Regions from separate parts of the Homo sapiens genome. Here region 1 is linked to region 2. A link is an interaction called in ENCODE POLR2A ChIA-PET data of the cell type or tissue named here. Cell type or tissue: Caco-2. All regions are shown on one strand. Each heading gives the region's core, and the rest is flanking DNA. Links, peaks and the distances in the headings are about the cores only.

Evidence for each region. ChIA-PET counts read pairs that join two places held together with the same protein. Peaks named below come from ENCODE experiments on the same cell type or tissue, not always from the same donor. Only the 100,000 strongest peaks of a DNase experiment are listed, where the experiment ranks them.
Region 1: POLR2A ChIA-PET joins it to region 2 with 7 read pairs; 3 of 35 experiments call an interaction of 5 or more read pairs at or near these places.

What each region holds. Positions count from the first base shown.
Region 1 is chr19:10,617,380-10,620,398 of GRCh38, forward strand. It overlaps a transcript of SLC44A2 not described here. Among named protein-coding and RNA genes, the nearest start is that of SLC44A2, 6.7 kb to the right of the region's middle. In Caco-2, for the core only: no CTCF peak of the experiment used is centred there; no DNase peak of the experiment used is centred there.
Region 2 is chr19:10,951,650-10,954,363 of GRCh38, forward strand. No RefSeq gene overlaps it. Among named protein-coding and RNA genes, the nearest start is that of SMARCA4, 8.0 kb to the right of the region's middle. In Caco-2, for the core only: no CTCF peak of the experiment used is centred there; a DNase peak (open chromatin) is centred at 1,332.

The DNA of each region.
Region 1 (3,019 bases), core at 280-2,779, 330 kb before region 2:
CACAAGATATTACCAATGTTCCCTCTTTACAGAGAGCCCACAAAGCCAGGCCTTGAGCCAAGTGTATGCCAGGCACCTCTCTCTGCATTTTCAGCTCCATCTCACAGAGGAGTAACTCAAGTTCACACAGCTAGGCATGTCCCAGCTTTACCATTCATGGCACCAAACCCTCAGGCTCCCCAATCTTTTCCTGAGACAGCTGAGACTCCCTCATGTGTTCCCTCCCCGGTGCGGCCCTGTCATGCTCCTGCTCAAACACCCTCCATGGCTCCCACGTACTCATCAAACCTAGACTGGGAACGGACCGCTCAAGTGACTAGCAAAGCCCTTCCCTTTTCTGAGCCTCGGTTCTCTCTCCTATAAAATGGGTTGATGAAATGGCCTCCAGTATGGTGGAGAGGATCTGAAAGGTAGTGAGTTCGCTTTGCTCACCACTGGCTGTCTCTATGCAGCCGCTCACCCTCTGCCATTCTAGCTGACACCAGAAACTTCCGGTACTCCCTTGTCTCTCTGCCTTCTGGCTTTACCGGTCTTACTGCCTATCTGATGGTAGAAGTATTCTCTTATGCTTTCCCTTCATACTTGTAATAGTTTTGAGTTTTCTGTGTTTGCGTGATTAATCCATGTGGAATTTTTTTTCTTTTAGACAGTTTCACTCTTCTCATCCAGGCTGGAAGTGCAGTGGCGTGATCTCGGCTCACTGCAACCTCCGCCTCCCGGGTTCATGCCATTCTCCTGCCTCAAACTCCCGAGTAGCTGGGACTACAGGCGCCTGCCACCATGCCTGGCTAATTTTTTTTTTTTTTTTTTTTTGAGACGGAGTCTCGCTCTGTTGCCCAGGCTGGAGTGCAGTGTCGTAGTCTCGGTTTACTTCAAGCTCCACCTCCCGGGTTCACGCCATTCTTCTGCCTCAGCCTCCCGAGTAGCTGGGACTACAGACACATGCTGCCACACCCGGCTACTTTTTTGTATTTTTAGTAGAGATGGGGTTTCACCATGTTAGCCAGGATGGTCTCGATCTCCTGACCTTGTGATCTCCCCGCCTTCGCCTCCCAAAAGTGCTGGGTTTACAGGTGTAAGCCACTGCGCCCGGCCTTTTTTTTTTTTTTTTTTTTTTTGAGACGGAGTCGTGCTCTGTTGCCCAGGCTGGAGTGCAGTGGCGCCATCTCGGCTCACTGCAAGCTCCGCCTCCCTGGTTCACGCCATTCTCCTGCCTCAGCCTCCCGAGTAGCTGAGACTACAGGTGTCTGCCACCACGCCCGGCTAATTTTTTGTATTTTTAGTAGAGACGGGGTTTCACCGTGTTAGCCAGAATGGTCTCGATCTCCTGACCTCGTGTTCCGGCCATGCTCGCCTAATTTTTTTGTGTATTTTAGTAGAGGCAGGGTTTCGCCGTGTTGCCCAGGCTGGTCTCAAACTCCTGAGCTCAGGCAATCCGCCTGCTTCAGCCTCCCAAAGTGCTAGGATTACAGGCATGAGCCACCATGCCTGGCCTTTTCTTCCTAATATACATTCAGGGCTACTGAATAAAGAATTTATCCTTTCCCTGTAAATTCTACATGTATCATGTATACAATTCTTTTTTTTTTTTTTTTTTTTTTTGGATACAGGGTCACACTATGTCACCCAGGCTGTAGGGCAGTGGCGCAATCACAGCTCCCTGAAACCTGAACCTGAACCTCCTGGGCTGACGTGATCCTCCCACCCTAGGCTTCCCCAGTAGCTGGGACTACAGGCACATCATGCCCGGCTAGTTTTTAAAAATTTTGGCCGGGCACAGTGGCTCACATCTGTAATCCCAGCACTTTGAGAAGCCGAGGCAGGTGCGTCGCTGGAACTCAAGAGTTCGAGACCAGCTGGGCAACATGGCAAAGCCCAGTCCCTACAAAAAAATATAAAAAATTAGCCGGGCGTGGTGTTGTGTGTCTGTAGTCTCAGCCACTTGGGAGGCTGAGGGAGATGGGCTTGAGCTCAGGGGGTAGAGGTTGCAGTGAGCCGAGATCATGACACTGTACTCCAGCCTGGGCAATACAGCCAGACCATGTTTCAGAAAAAAAAAAAAAAAGTGTTTTTTTTTTTTTTAAGCCTCAGAGCCTACTTTGGCTCAGGAGGCTGCTCGATTTGCAATACAAAAAAGAAAAAATATTTTTGTAGAGACGAGGTCTCAATATATTGCCCAGGCTAGTGTTGAACTCCTGGAGTCAAGCAATTCTCTTGCCAAATGTTGGGATTACAGGCGTCAGCCACTACGCCTGGCCTGAGATTCATTTAAGTATAAAATTAGCAAATCTCCGCCGGACGCAGTGGCTCACACCTGTAATCCCAGCACTTCCAGAGGCCGAGGCAGGCGGATTGCCTGAGCTCAGGAGTTCGCGACTAGCCTGGGCAACACAGTGAAACCCCCATCTCTACTAAAATACAAAAAATTAGCCAGGCGTGGTGGCGTGCACCTGTAGTCCCAGCTACTTGGGAGGCTGAGGCAGGAGAATCGCTTGAACCTGGGAGGCTGAGGTTGCAGTGAGCCAAGATCATGCCACTGCACTCCAGCCTGGGTGACAGAGCGAGACTCCGTCTCAAAAAAAATCTGCAAATCTCCAACCTGGGCAACATGGTGAAATCCTGTCTCTACAAAAAAAAATCCAAAAATAATTAGCTGGGTGCAATGGTGTGTGGGTAGTCCCAGCTACTCGAGAGGCTGAGGTGGGAGGATCACTCGAGCCCAGCAGGTGGAGGTTGCAGTGAGCCAAGATTGTTTCACCACACTCCAGACTGGGCAACAGAGTGAGGCTTTGTCTCAAAAACAAAAACAAAAAAAAAATTACTGGGCGCTGTGGCTCATGCCTGTAATCCCAGCACCTTGGGAGGCTGAGGTGGGCGGATCGCCTGAGGTCAGCAGTTCGAGACCAGCCTAGCAAACATAGTGAAACCCCATCTCTACTGAAAATACAAAAATTAGCCTGGCATAGTGGTGTGCGCCTGTAATTCCAGTTACCCGGGGGTGCTGAGGCAGAAGAATCAC
Region 2 (2,714 bases), core at 215-2,714:
TTTTGTATTTTTAGTAGAGACGGGGTTTCACTGTGTTAGCCAGGATGGTCTCGATCTCCTGACCTCGTGATCCGCCCGCCTCTGCCTCCCAAAGTTCTGGCATTACAGGCGTGAACCACTGCGCCCGGCTAGCCTTTTTCTTTTTTAATTGAGATGGAGTTTAGCTCTTGTTGCCTAGGCTGGAGTGCAATGGCGCAATCTAGGCTCACTGCAACCTCTGCCTCCTGGGTTCAAGCAATTCTCCTGCCTCAGCCTCCTGAGTAGCTGGGATTACAGGCATCTGCCACCATGCCCAGCTAATTTATTTATTTTTAGTAAAGACGGGGTTTCTTCATGTTGGTCAGGCTGGTCTCAAGCTCCCGACCTCACGTGAGCCACCCGCCTTGGCTTCCCAAAGTGCTGGGATTACACACTTGAGCCACCGCGCGCCTGGCCGATTTTTTTTTTTTTTTTTTTGAGATGGAGTCCCATTTTGTCGCCCAGGCTGGAGTGCAATGGCACGACCTCGGCTCACTGCAACCTCTACTTCCCAGGTTCAAGCGATCCTCTTTCCTCAGCCTCCAGAATAGCTAGACTACAGGTGTGTGCCACCACATCTGGCTAATTTTTGTATTTTTTTTTTAGTAGAGGCGGGGTTTCACCATATTGGCCAGGCTGGTCTCACACTCCTGATCTTGTGATCTGTGTGCCTTGGCCTCCCAAAGTGCTGGGACTAGAGGCGTGAGCCACTGCACCCGGCCTACACTTACGATTTTTAAGAGGCTGTTGCTGTCTTCTGTTTTCAGAGAAGTGCATTTCAAGTTTACAAAATTGCCTAGCATGGTGGCTCATACCTTTAATCCCAGCACTTTGGGAGGCTGAGGTGAGAGGATTGCTTGAGCTCAGGAGATCAAGACCAGCCTGGGCAACATGGTGAAACTTCATCTCTACAAAAAATAAAAAAAATTAACCAGGTGTGGAGGTGCGCACCAGTAGCCCCAGCTACTCAGGAGGCTGAGGCGAGAGGATGGCTTGAGCTCTGGAGGTTGATGCTACAGTGAACCATGATTGTGCTACTGCACTCCAGCCTGGGTGTGACCAAGTGAGACCTTGCCTCAAAAAGTAACTAACTACCTACCTAATTAAATGTTTACAAAGTCACTAGAAGAATTTGTGTGCAGCCCCAGGGAAAAGTAATAGCTGGATAAGCCCAGAACAGCAAAATGCTTTTTCTGAGAGAAGCAGACCTGCTGAGGCCCAGACTCACTCTTCTCAGACTGAGAGCACATCTGCAGGTGATGTTTGGGAAACCCCGGCTTGGCTTGCCTTGGGACACTTCCAGTAGCTCCAGTTCAGGGTTGGAAAACCTGTTCTGCCACTGTCTTGTGGATGCCACTCCCAGGTTTATATATTTATTTATTTTTTGATGGACTTTCACTCAGTCACCCAGGCAGGAGCGGAGTGGCATAATCTCAGTCACTGCAACCTCCGCCTCCCAGGCTGGAGAGATTCTCCTGTCTCAGCCTCCCGAGTAAAACTGGGACCACAGGTGCCCGCCGCCAAGACTTGCTAATTTCTGTGTTTTTAGTAGAGACAGGGTTTTCCCATGTTGGCCAGGCTGGTTTCAAACTCCTGGCCTCAAGTGATCTGCCCGCCTCAGCCTCCCAAAGTGCTAGGATTACAGGAATGAGCCACCACGCCCAGCGCAATCTTAGGTGGATTTTCTCCATTTTACTTGTACTCGTGTGTGTGTGTGTGTGTGTGTGTGCGCGCGCGCGCGCGTGTGTAGTAAATTGTATACAATTTGCTTCCTATGTAGGTTTGCATATTCACGCCCACATTCAAAATACTGATCATGGCTGAGGCGAGTGGGTCACTTGAGGTCAGGAGTTTGAGATCCACCAGGCCAACATGGTAAAACTCAATCCCTACTAGAAATACAAAAATTAGCCGGGCGTGGTGGTGGGCTCCTGCAATCTCGGCTATTTGGGAGGCTGAGGCAGGAGAATTGCTTGAACCCAGGAGGTGGAGGTTGCAGTGAGCCAAGATTGCACCACTATACTCCAGCCTGGGAGACACAGCGAGACTCCATCTCAAAACAAATCAAATCAAAACAAAACAAAACAAAAAAATTTAATCAGATAGTATGTAACATTTTTGAGATTGGCTTCCCCTCCCCGGTTCCCGCCCAAAGCATAATTCCCTAGAGATTCATTCATCTCGCCTGGGTGCCGTGGTTCACGCCTGTAATCCCAGCACTTTGGGAGGCCGAGGCGGGCAGATCACGAGGTCAGGAGATTGAGACCATCCTGGCTAACACGGTGAAACCCCGTCTCTACTAAAAATACAAAAAATTAGCCAGGCGTGGTGGCAGGTGCCTGTAGTCCCAGCTACTCAGGAGGCTGAGGCAGGAGAATGGCGTGAACACAGGAGACAGAGCTTGCAGTGAGCCGAGATCCCGCTGCTGCACTCCAGCCTGGGCGACAGAGCAAGACTCCGTCTCAAATAAAAAAAAAAAAAAAGAGAGATTCATTCATCTCATCTGTTGTGCATCTCAATAGTTTATTCCTTTTTATTTATTTTTTTGAGACTGGGTCTTGCTCTGTGGCCCTGGCTGGAGTGCAGTGATGAAATCATGACTCACACAGCCTTGATCTCCTGGCCTCAAGTGATTCTCTCTCCTCAGCCTTCCGAGTAGCTGGGACTATAGGCATGTGCTGCCACGCCTCGCTTAT